Regions from separate parts of the Homo sapiens genome. Here region 2 is linked to region 1. Evidence: chromatin contacts called from ENCODE POLR2A ChIA-PET data. All regions are on one chromosome and are shown on one strand. Each heading gives the region's core, a stretch centred on a gene start or an enhancer-like site at or near the end of the contact. The rest is flanking DNA. Distances are from core to core; before and after follow the strand shown. Region 1 overlaps MPRIP (myosin phosphatase Rho interacting protein). Region 2 has its middle 63 kb from the start of MED9.

What was found. ChIA-PET counts read pairs that join two places held with the same protein, here RNA polymerase II (POLR2A).
Region 2: POLR2A ChIA-PET joins it to region 1 with 12 read pairs in activated T-cell. The contact joins two enhancer-like sites. POLR2A ChIA-PET finds 5 or more read pairs at or near these places in 2 of 52 experiments (activated CD4-positive, alpha-beta T cell and activated T-cell).

Annotation. Positions count from the first base shown.
Region 1 is chr17:17,107,672-17,113,341 of GRCh38, reverse strand. All of the region lies in intron 3 of MPRIP (myosin phosphatase Rho interacting protein), which reads right to left. Among named protein-coding and RNA genes, the nearest start is that of MPRIP, 68 kb to the right of the region's middle. RefSeq lists enhancers at 4,532-5,056, 5,077-5,276. Within about 2 kb of position 2,666, at least 16 of the 41 ENCODE cell types and tissues checked have a DNase peak (open chromatin) inside an H3K27ac peak, as active enhancers do.
Region 2 is chr17:17,410,851-17,416,520 of GRCh38, reverse strand. No RefSeq gene overlaps it. Among named protein-coding and RNA genes, the nearest start is that of MED9, 63 kb to the left of the region's middle. RefSeq lists a silencer at 3,832-4,126. Within about 2 kb of position 2,085, at least 9 of the 41 ENCODE cell types and tissues checked have a DNase peak (open chromatin) inside an H3K27ac peak, as active enhancers do.

The DNA.
Region 1 (5,670 bases), core at 1,417-3,916:
TAGAATGGTGGTTGCCAGGGTGAGAACAGCTACTGGCAAATTTCTTTTCAAAAATTCTGTACCTGACCTATACCCCAGCTACCTTTCTCTGGCATTTCTGTCCCTGTCTTCATAGAAAACAGACCCTTGAGAGCTATACCACTAGTGATGGACTCAGCTGGGGAGGGCAGGCAGGGATACCAATCAGTGGAAGAAGAGACTGCAGGGCAGGGCCAGGAGCCGTCTGCAAGGGCAGCCTCAAGTTGCCACCCCCCAGGGCATGAAACAGTTCCAGCCCCAACCCTGGGGAGTCCCCAAGTGGACAGCTCCCAAAGCTCATGGGAGCTAGTGAGACCCCAAGTTCCATCCCAGCTGTCTGAGCTCGGAGGACCGCTGGGAAACAGCCCAGGGCTGAGGATGCCTCACTGGCCTCCTGTGGCCAGGGAGAAAGGACAGAGTGAGTTGGCTGTGTCACCAGCAGAAATGCCTAGCCTCTCCCAAGGCCCGCGTGCTACTCAGTGGGGATGGAACGCAGTACAGGCACAGCCTGAGGGCCGCCTCATCCTCCCTCCCTCCCCCTCAACGCCACCGGCTGCGCTGAAACACCTTTGTCCAGTGGCACCAACCCACAGCCCAGTTGCAGCCCTGTCCTCAGGAGGCTGTCCTCCTCCCGCAGAGCTGGGCTCCCCTTAAAGGGGCAGAGGGGAGGAGGCTGGGAGTAAGTGGAACTCAGTTCATGGGAGCGATGAACCATGCAGATGACGGTCCTGAGTGAGCCCTGCAGGAGCAGACGGCAGGAGCCAGGACTGTTCCACGTACAGAGGACAGGGGCAGCTGGGGAGGGGCTGGGGCTGCGGGGCAGGGCCACCATCCCCCAAATCCTTTAACTCCATGGCATCTACTGGACATCAGGCTTGGGGTCACAGTGATGAGGAAGACATGGTGCCTGCCACAGACTTCATGATACGGGGGGAAGAGAGGGCATACATAGCTGCTGTGAGATGGGCACTTGTGGGATGCAGGGGCAAGGAGGCCGGGTTTGGAGGATTCAGATGTCTTAAAGGTGGCCCCAGGCACAAGGCTCGAGACTTGTCCTGGGAGATCCCGACAGAGAGAGCTAGGCCCAAGGAGTGGGAGGGCAGAGACAGAGCTCAGCTGGAGATAAGAAAGCGCCGTTACCCAGGCCTTTCACACAGGCATGTTCTGTCCCGCAAGTATGAGGTGTATCACTGCCATCGCATACACAGGGACACCAGTTGGAAAAGCGCAGCAGCATGCCCAAGGTGGACCACGCTGCCCACAGCACCCGCACACCTCGTAAATATTAATATTTACCCAACACCTGCTCTGTGGGGTGCCGACGACTGTCATGCGACAATGAACAGAACTGATGAAACCTGGCCTGGACGGTTGCCCTTCCAAGCAGTCGGGCAAGCTAAACAAATGCCAGGGTGGGTAGCATGTGGGGAAGGGCCTCGGTGAGAAGCCAGCAGATATGGTGGGAAAGGCCTCCTGGGAACAGAGAGTGAGTGGGCAGTGCTGGGGAAGGCGGCCCGCTTGAGGGAGACTGGGCACAGGTCTGACCAGACATCACACTCAGGAAGGTAGGAGACTGCCTGCTGTTGGTACCGCCCGTAACAGCTGAGTCAGTCCGCAGTTCCCACTTGGTCCTGCTGCCTCGGTTTAACAGGCAGAAGAGTCTGAACAAGTCCTACAACAGAACATGCGGTCCCAAGAGGGACGCTGGCTTCACTCTCCACAGCTGTTCCCCAGCATGGTCTCTCAGGGGCCACCCGTTGCCAGGTCTCCCTCCTCAGCAGAAGCAGAAAACAGAGACCCCCCTGGACACACAGGCCAGCAGGCAGGTGCCCAGGCTGCAGGGGAGATGGGAAAAAGCCCCTGGTGAGGCTCCCTGCTGAGCCCCCACTTCCTAGCTTTCCTCTCATGACCTGGGGCCCTGGTCCTGCCTCAGGACACCTGCTGGGGCCTTCATGGCCAGGGTGCTGGTCTTCCCTGTCCTTCAAGGGCAAGGCCACTGGCACCTGCTTTCCAGGTCCTTCTTAGCAGCCTGGCCTACAGTGGCTTCCTCTCTCTTCGAGTCTCTATGGTACTTTTTTTTTTTTTTTTTTTTTTTTTTGGGACTACCCCTTGTGAAACAGGGCTCTCCCACGACACTGTGCCTAGAGGTTTTTTCTTTTTTTTTTGGTTTTTTTTTTTAAACTTTTAAAATAACCTTTTAATTTCAGAATAGATTCACATTTACAGAAAAGAAGACAAGAGTGTGTGAAGAGTTCTCCTACACCTCTCACCCAGTTTACCCTGTTATTAATACATCAGTGCAGTGCATTTGCTACAATGAATAAACCAATACTGACCTGTTATTAACTAAAGCTCACACCTCATTCAGCACAACTTGATTCAGGTGGCCTCAGCTTGCATCTACTGTTCTCCTGCTCCAAGATCCCACTCAGGACCCCACATCACATTAAGTGTCCTGTCCCCTGAGGCTCCTTTTGGCTGCAACAGTTTCTCAGACCTTCTGTGTTTTGGGTGACCTTGATGGTTTTGAGGAGTGCTGATCAGGTGTGTTGTAGACTGCACCTCAATTTGGGTTTGTCTGACGTTGTTCTCACGACTAGACTGTGGTTATGTGTTTAAGGGAGGACAACCATAGAGGTGATACCCCTTCTCTTCCCATCCTTCCAAGGCTTCACGACTGATCACTGTTGATGATGACCTTAAGTGCCTGGCTGGGGTCGTGCCTGTCAGTTTCTCTGCTGCAGAGCTGCTCCCCACCCCTGTGCTCTCTGGAAGGAAGTCACCACTCAACACGGAGTGGGGAGCTATGGCCATCTCCTTAAGTAAGGAGTAGCTGCATAAATAACCTGGAATTCTGCACAGGACATTTTGTTTCTTCTCTCCCATTTATTTATTTCTTTACTAAATGATTTCCTTATGCCAATACGGACTTGTGGATTTTATATCTTGTCTTAGTCTGTTTTGTGCCGCTATAAGGGAATACCTGAAGCTGGGTCATCTATAAAGAAAAAGAGGGTTATTTGGCTCACAATTCTGGATGGCTGGAAAGTTCAAGATTGGGGATCTCATCTGGGGAGGGCCTTGTGCTGCTCTACTCAGGGTGGAAGGCAAATGGGCGCTGGTGTGTGCAGAGATCACATGGTCAGAGAGGAGGGCGGGAGTGAGAAGGAAGCTGCCAGGCACTTTTTAACAACAAGGTCTCCAGGAAACTAACAGAGCAAGAACCCACTTGCTGCCCCGCCCAGGGCAGGGCACTGATCTACTCATGAGGGATCTGCCCTCATGACCCAAACGCCTCCCAACTAGGCCCCACCTCCAACACTGGGGAACACATTTCAACGTGAGGTTTGGAGGGGACAAACATCCACACTACACCATAATCCAACATTACAGTATTTATTTTGTTGCTCAAAGTGTTCCAGCTTTGGACACTGGGAGCTTTTCAGCCGGCTCCCATGTCCCCCTGACACACCCCCATCCGCATGTGCACCTGTGCAGCCTCAAAGCACTTCCTGGCATTGCAAGGTGCTTCATGTACCTTTAGGGTATATTTCCCGCCCCAGCCCTAGAATTGATCATTTCCTCCAGAAGCCCTGGTTTACTTTTATTGGAAAGTGCCATTAAAAATCAAGATCTGGATGGCAGGTGTGCTCATTGTTTCGCGGGTCTCACAGCTTCTAGGCCCTCTCCGCTAATGGAACAAGGAAATAGAGGTGTATATAACCTGGGCATACCACATATCTATAAACACTTCTCTCTGTATCCTTATGTATCTTTATTAAAGTCTCTATCAACTAAACACACTAGCACCTCCGTGGATCAGTCTAGCCTCCTTCCCTTGCCTGCCTGTTCCTTGTCACTGTGTGCAACAGTGGCTCCTGCCACCTGCCGTCCATTTACTTAACTGTTGAATCCCAGTACACAGGCATTGTGGTCTCAAAAGTGTCAGTACTCGTGTGAGAGAACTGCTTTCCCTTGCACACAGAGCCTATGTATGGCTCCTCTGGCCTCTTGGCTTGCAGACTCCACTCTACTGCAAAAGTGCACACTCCCTTTTACACCACTGTCTGGAAGTCCCTCTGGTGAATTCTCAGAGAAGAACCTGCAACGGTGCCCCATATACCCACGAGCTCAGCAGTGGGCAGAACGGATACTGATTGAATATTTTATACCTTCAGCATGAGTTTTTGAGACCTTTCCAAGGCATGTTTGGATAAGAAGGGAGGGGAACAAAGTGGCGAGGGTAAGGAGAGGACACAGAAGGAAAGGGAGAGAAGGGGGCTAAGGGCCCTTCAGCCTGTTTGAGCGCTTTCAGAAATCTGCGCACCACAGCCGGCGGGAGAAGTTGCACTGGAGAAGAGGCAGTGCTAGCATACAGGTGGGCGGAGTGCTGCCACTGGTGGCTTCAGATGGAGCTTCCTGTGTCCCAGCTTGCCTGGTCTCCAAGTCTGCCTGAGCCTGAGAGGGAGAGGGCGCTGCCATGCCACATGGTGTAACTGCCTTTTCTGCCCAAAGGCCTGCCAGGCAGATCTAGAGAAAACAAGCTGCTGTTTGCTGCAGTGAGACTGAAAGCAATGCAGCTGTGAGGCCCATAACATTCACCCGGCCCCACCCCCAGCACCCTCCCGGTCACCCCTGAGGGATCTACAGCAGGGAGAAGCAGCTTCAGGGGGCCCAGACCTCTCTAGAGGCTAGAGACAAAGGCCAGCTGGCTTAAAATGGAAGGTTTTAGAGCTTAAAGCAATGGTTCCAAACTTTTGCTGAATAATGTAATCACCTGGGAAGATTTCAAAATAGAGGTTCTATGCCCAGAGAGAGACTCAGATTTAAATTCTCAGATGTAGGGCTGAGGCATAGGAATTCTTAAAAGCTTCTCTAGTGATTCTAATGTTCAGCCAAGGCTGGGAACCACTGCCTCAAAGGGAGACCTTGATCTATATTTGATGCCAGAGGCTTGGCTCCGATGGCTGTCTGTCCCAGGCTGGCCACCCAGCTGTATTAAGTCACTTACAGCTTTTTGCTGGGCCAAAGAGGGCCTGATGAAAGCAAAGAAAGACAGAAGAGTGTGGAGACAAAATGCAGCTGTAAAGAGCCTGCTGGCAGTGGGGGTGAATGGACATGCTGGAGCTGCGATTATGATTCATAAAGTGCTTGGGGACAGTACCCTGAAAGGCCATGCCAGCCACAAGAAAACGAAACCCTCAGGCAGCCTGAGGGACAAGGCAGGAGGGAGGGCCATCCTTCTCCAGCAGGCCTGGGAAAAAGGGAGAGGTGGTGGCTGTGTCAGGCAACTGCTCTATCTACAGGGAAATGGCCCTTGCAGGTATGTGAGGCGGGACATGTGGCCAGGGCTCCGGGCAGGCCCCTGAGCAGCGAGCAACCTCTGCAGCCCTGGCCCTAAGCGGGCATACCATAGGTTCTCACACATGCACCTTCCTGCCAACCACTTACAGACACAGAGGGCAGCAGGCAGGCACAGAGGAACCCATGCAAGCTGGAAGCCCAAAGGACTTCAAATCACCTGCTGGGGAGAAACTTAAGATTCCAAACCAGCTAGAGAGATGGGAACTCAAGAACGAGCTCAATGCACAACAGGAATCTCTGGGTTTCCCCCGCCATCAGAGTCTCAGACACGAAGGGGACAAAGGAGGG
Region 2 (5,670 bases), core at 836-3,335, 300 kb before region 1:
CCAATCCAGCAGGCCTACCTGCAGTGAGTCCAGACTGCAGGTGTGTTCAGTTTGTTCTGCAAGGTATTTTTAAAAAGGGGGGGTCAAATTACCAACCAGAATTTCACCTAAAAGCAGTGGCAGATGCTGATGTTTACCAAGCTGATGTTTTCCCTGCTTCTTTAATTACAAATCCTGATTTTTAGACAGCGCAGCAATGTGCCCAACTAAAAGACTACATTTCCCAGCCTCCCTTGTGGCAAAGTGAGACCATGTGACTCAGTTTTGGCCAATGAGATGAAAGAAGAAGGTGGCGCAAGGGTTAGGGGGTGGCTTTCATTCTTTCCTCCTTTCTTCTTCCTGCTGCCTGGATAAAAACAAGTGGCCATTTTGAACTCTGAATTGGCCTTGACAGTGGAAGCCACTGGCTGAGAATGGCACAGGAGAGAGAAGAACCTAAGTCCCTGTAGACTCTAAGAAGCCACAAAACCAGCCCTGAACTACCTACCTCCTGACTTCTCCATAAGTAAAAATGCACTTCTTTCTTACTTAAGCCACTGTAATGGTGAAGTTACTGTTATAGGTAGCTAACCTAATCCTGAAACACTGCTTCTCTTGAAAACTCAAAATATCTAGTGATCTGAGCATATGCTCTTTTCTTCTTTATAACAGCTTTATTGACATATAATTCACAGTCCATACAATTCACTGATTTAAAGTGTACCATTGGCCAGGTGCAGTGGCTCAAACCTGTAATCCCAGCACTTTGGGAGGCTGAGGCACAAGGAACACTTGAGTTCAGGAGTTCAAGACCAGCCTGTGCAACATAAGGAGACTCCATCTCTACAAATAACTTAAAAATTAGCTGAGTATAGTGGTGCATGCCCGTGATCCCAGCTGCTTGGGAGGCTGAAGTGGAAGGATCACCTGAGCTAAGAGTTTGAGGCTGCAGTGGGCCATGATCATGCTACTGCACTCCAGCCTGGGTGATAAAGGGGAGACCCTGCCTCAAAAAAATAATAATGATAAATGAAACAAAAATAAGGTGTACCATTCAATGGTTTCTAGTATATTCACTCCTATCCCCACTATATATAGCACCGCTGTCTACTTTCAGAATATTTTCATCAACTCCAGAAAGAAACACTATACCCATGAACTGTCACTCACCAATCCCCCCTAACCACACTCTCACCAGCCCCTGGCAAACACTAATCTACTTTCTGTCTCTATGAATTTGTTTATTCTGGACATTTCATATAAATGGAATCATGCAACGTGTGGTCTTTTGTGCCTGGCTTCTTTCACTTAGCTTCATATTTTCAAGTTTCATCCATGTTGTGTCATGTTTCATGATCCAAGAAGTCTTAAGACTGGGAACAACCCCTACCACAGAGTGCTTTAATGCTGTCTCATTTTGATCCACAGAAGAAAACAGTGAAATGGAGAAAGTACGCACTGTCTTCTCTACTTTACAAAGGAGAAACAGGCTATGCTCAATCGAGTAATTTGCCTAAAGTATCCAGTGCACCCTCCATTCAACAGCCTCCCACCATTCTGCCTCTGAAATGTCTGCTGCACAAAATAATTGGAGATTCACATTTTGTCAAAATCCTCAAGGTCTAGAAAGTTCTAGATCAACAATAAAGTGGTAGATGAGGAGACTTAATCCTTTCCTATGGCCTGTCCCCTCCACAGTCTGCAGGACCTGGAGACAGAAGAGCGGAGGGAGAAGCAGAGCCCGACACACAGACCCCGTGGGGACGCCTGGGTTCTGGTTCACACTGGGCTGTTTGGGAGCTGAGCCAAAAATCCGAGCCAAAATCTCTGTTTTGTTTTGTAGTGCATGGTGGGGAAATGAAAATTTTGGTTCCATCTGAGGTTTGCAAATCAGCATGCATTGTTTTGGGGCATTCAGTTTCATTGAAACCTCGGGAACACAGCAGCTGCCAACCCCACAGCCCCAGGGAGAGCTGTGTCTCGAGGTGGAATCATCTTTTTTGGCAGAGGTGAAGCCTTCTCTGAGTTTTTATAATTTCTGGTTTTTCGCAGGCAGATAAACACCACACACTGAGTCAGAGCCAGGGAACGGTCGCCCGTTTCTAAGGCTGTGGGTGAGCTTGGGAGGGTGGAGATGAGCAGGGACGAAAAGCTGAGGCGCTCCCGCTACTGGGGTGTTCCCAGGACAAGCTGATGGATGGGCATGCTCATCCTTCTCTACGACAGGCACAGAAAATGTGAGCAGAGTGCCCACCGGCTTTCCTTTGGAGGTGGCAGGGGTGAAACGCCCTGCCCGGATTTCTCTGGCAAGTCACTGTGGGGATGAGGGTGGGGGCAATGTTTTGGGTTATTGGTTCACATTGACATTGTAATCCATAATTGTGCCCGTCCTGTTGTCACGAGCATGGGGTAAACCCAAAGTAGGAGGGAGGGAAACAGAAACCATTTTGAGCCTGTTCTTTGAGGAGTCACCTGATCAGCCTGGCTGGGGTAGGAAGGAGAGAGAGGAAACACACTTAGGACTCAGTCCTCAGGGATCTCGCAGTGCTGGTCCTCGGGGACCGTGAGGAGGAGTTGCCCCTTACAGGGGAATCAAAGGAGGCTTCCTGGAGGAGGTACCATCAGGACCAGGTGTGGAAGCGTGGGCGGAAAGTTTCCTTGGGGCATTTCCAGACAGAAGGAAGAGCTTAAACAAAGAAGAGTGGCTGACTTCTATGTGAGAAAGGACAGTGGGAGAGGAATCGGGAAGAAATAACTTTGCAGGAAACCTGAGTGGTGAGTGGTGAATATACATATTAATCAGGAAAATGCAAATGAAGACCAGGGTGAGCTATCTTCTTACACCCAGTAAATTGGCAAAAGGTAAGAAATCTGACATTATCGTGGTTTGGCGAAAACTCCAAACAGCTCACCCACAGTTGGTGGATGTGTCAATTGTTATAAGCACTTTGGGGAACAATGGAGCATTGTCTTGCCAAGTTGAATGTTGCATTCAATTTCATTCCCAGGTGTACACATGCTTTGGGCAATGCATACGAGAATGTTCTTAGCAATTCTCAGCAGCACTTTCCGTAGCTGGAAAGACCGGAAATCACCCAAATGTTTACCAGCAGGTGAGGGGGTACATAAAGCCAGACTTAGTCACACAGTGGAGTGCTATACAGCAGTGAAAAATGAACCAAGTACCGCTCTCCCCAGACAGTTGCTGGGTTGACTTCCACTGGCACAGATTGTGTTGTGGATCCAACCCTAAATCAGTCATGGCCAGAGGGATAGAATGTTCTAATTGCTTGAGCCAGGCAGGGCTCTCTCTTGAGGCTCCACTGAAACCCAAAAGGCTGGGCTGGGGTAAGGGAGGAGTGGATCCCCAAAGAAAATGGGGGTACAGTAGAGGACAATGTTGGTGTCCTTCCCAGACTTCCTCACATCGCTTTTTAACATGTCCTTGTGCCCAGCTACTATGCACTTTAGTGCCTCACTCCTGAGCCCCTGGTCACCTCAGAGAAGACCCTCCCACAGAGCCTAGGTTCCTGTTCTGCACTCCCTGGGGCCTCCTGTGCCAGCCTGAGCTGTGAGGAAGCAGGACCGCTCTGCTTCCTTGCCTCCACGCAGGACAGGCGAGGTGGAATTCATACCTGAGAGCTGGCCCAGGTTCAGGCTTGAGCTAGGACTTTCCCTAAAATCTCATCCAGAGCTTCTTCCCCCTCCTGGTTCTGCTTCCTTCATTCTCTAACGAGATTTCTCCTCCAGGAGAATTTGAACCTTTGACTCGGCGTCTGTCTGTGGGGGAATCCAACCCCGGACAGGTACTATTTTATTAAAAGAGAAATGAATGGAGACTGAGCCACCAACACGACAGATGGCAAGAGGAACAGTGGGGAGAACTGGAGTTTACAAACTTGGATAAACCTCCACACCTCTCTGGACCTCAGCTTCCTCATTCAAAAACAAAAGATGTGATGAGGCAGTTCACAGAAGAGAAGACTATGAATGGCCAGGAAACACTGGGACACGCAGACAGCATCATGAATCATTGAAGGAAGGAATGTAAAACAGGCCAGGCACGGTGGCTTATGCCTGTAATCCCAGCAGTTTGAGAGGCTAAGGCAGGCAGATCGCTTAAGTCCAGGAGTTTGAGGCCAGCCTAGGCAACATGGTAAAACCCTGTCTCTACAAAAAAAAATACAAAAATTAGCTAGGCAGAAGTTGTGTGCATGTGGTCACAGCAACTGAGGAGGCTGAGGTGGGAGGATCACCTGAGCCCAGGAGGTTGAGGCTGCAGTGAGCCAAGCTGTGGTTGAGCCACTGTACTCCAGCCTGGGTGACAGAGTGAAACCCTGTCTCAGGAAAAAAAAAAAGAAGAAAGAAAAGAAAAAAAGCACAACATTTTTCATCTGTCACAGGGCAGGGAACAGAGAGAATGTCATCCCCAACATTGACTGGGTGTGGAGAGAGGCCCCTCTCCTCCTTTATGGATGGGAGTATAAATTGGTACAATCTATTTGGAGGGCAGTTTGCCAGTACCTATAAAAATGTTAAATGGGAAAGCCTTTTGACTCAGCAATTCCACTTCTATGAATTTAACCTGCAGCAAACCTCAAGAATTCAAAGAAGTAGGTACAAATATGTTAATTACAACACTGTTTGTGATAGCAACAACTTGGAAACAACCTAAATATGTTTGAGTTGGGGACTGGTTAAAAATGACAGAAGGTCCCTGGGATGGAATGCTACACAGCCATGAAGAGGAATGTGGTCAGGCTCTGGAACAGGTGAAGAAACTAGCCTATGATATATTACTAAGTGAAAAAAAGCAAATTACAAAGCAGAATGGAGAGTGAAATATCCTTTTGCAAGAAGTGTTTCTGAGCATACATATTACAAATTTGCAAATGTCTAGAAGAACAGTCTGGAAGAACATATACCAAACTGTTTTACCTGTAGTTACTCTTGGGAGTATGGCTGGAATTTTTTTTTCTTTTTTTTCTTTTTTTTCTTTTTTTTACTTGGAGATGGAGTCTCACTCTGCCACCCAGGCTGGAGTGCCGTGGCATGATCTTGGCTCACTGCAAGCTCTGCTTCCCAGGTTCAAGCGATTCTCCTGCCTCAGCCTCCCAAGTGCCTGACACTAAAGGCATGTGCCACCACTCCTGGCTAATTTTTTTTTTTTGTATTTTTAGTAGACATGGGGTTTCACCATGTTGCCCAGGCTGGTCTCAAAATCCTGACCTCAAGGTGATCCACCCGCCTCGGCTTCCCAAAGTGTTGGGATTACAGGCGTGAGCCACCATGCCCGGCTGAAATTTTCTAAAATGGTTTTTGGATTCTCTTGTGTTTGAGTGTTCTTAAGAACAGGTATCACTTCTTTCTCTTTTTTTATTTAAAATTTGTAAATAGGAGTGATTTAGTGCCTACTTATCAGGACTTGGTAAGCATCTGCTACAGGTTACGCTATCCAGCCCTCACCAAAGCCCTGTTGAAGCAGTCATTGCTACAAACCCGTTTTACAAATGAGGAAGCTGAGATCTGGAGAGCTAAATAAGTTGGAAGTTGCAGAGCCAAGATCCAGCGCAGGCAGCCTGATGCCAGGTCTGGACTCTTACCCGGATGCCACCTTACCTCACAAGAGTAAAATGAGGGGTTACCCAACTTTGTTTTTTAGCACCAGAATCCCTTTCTCCAAATAAAATC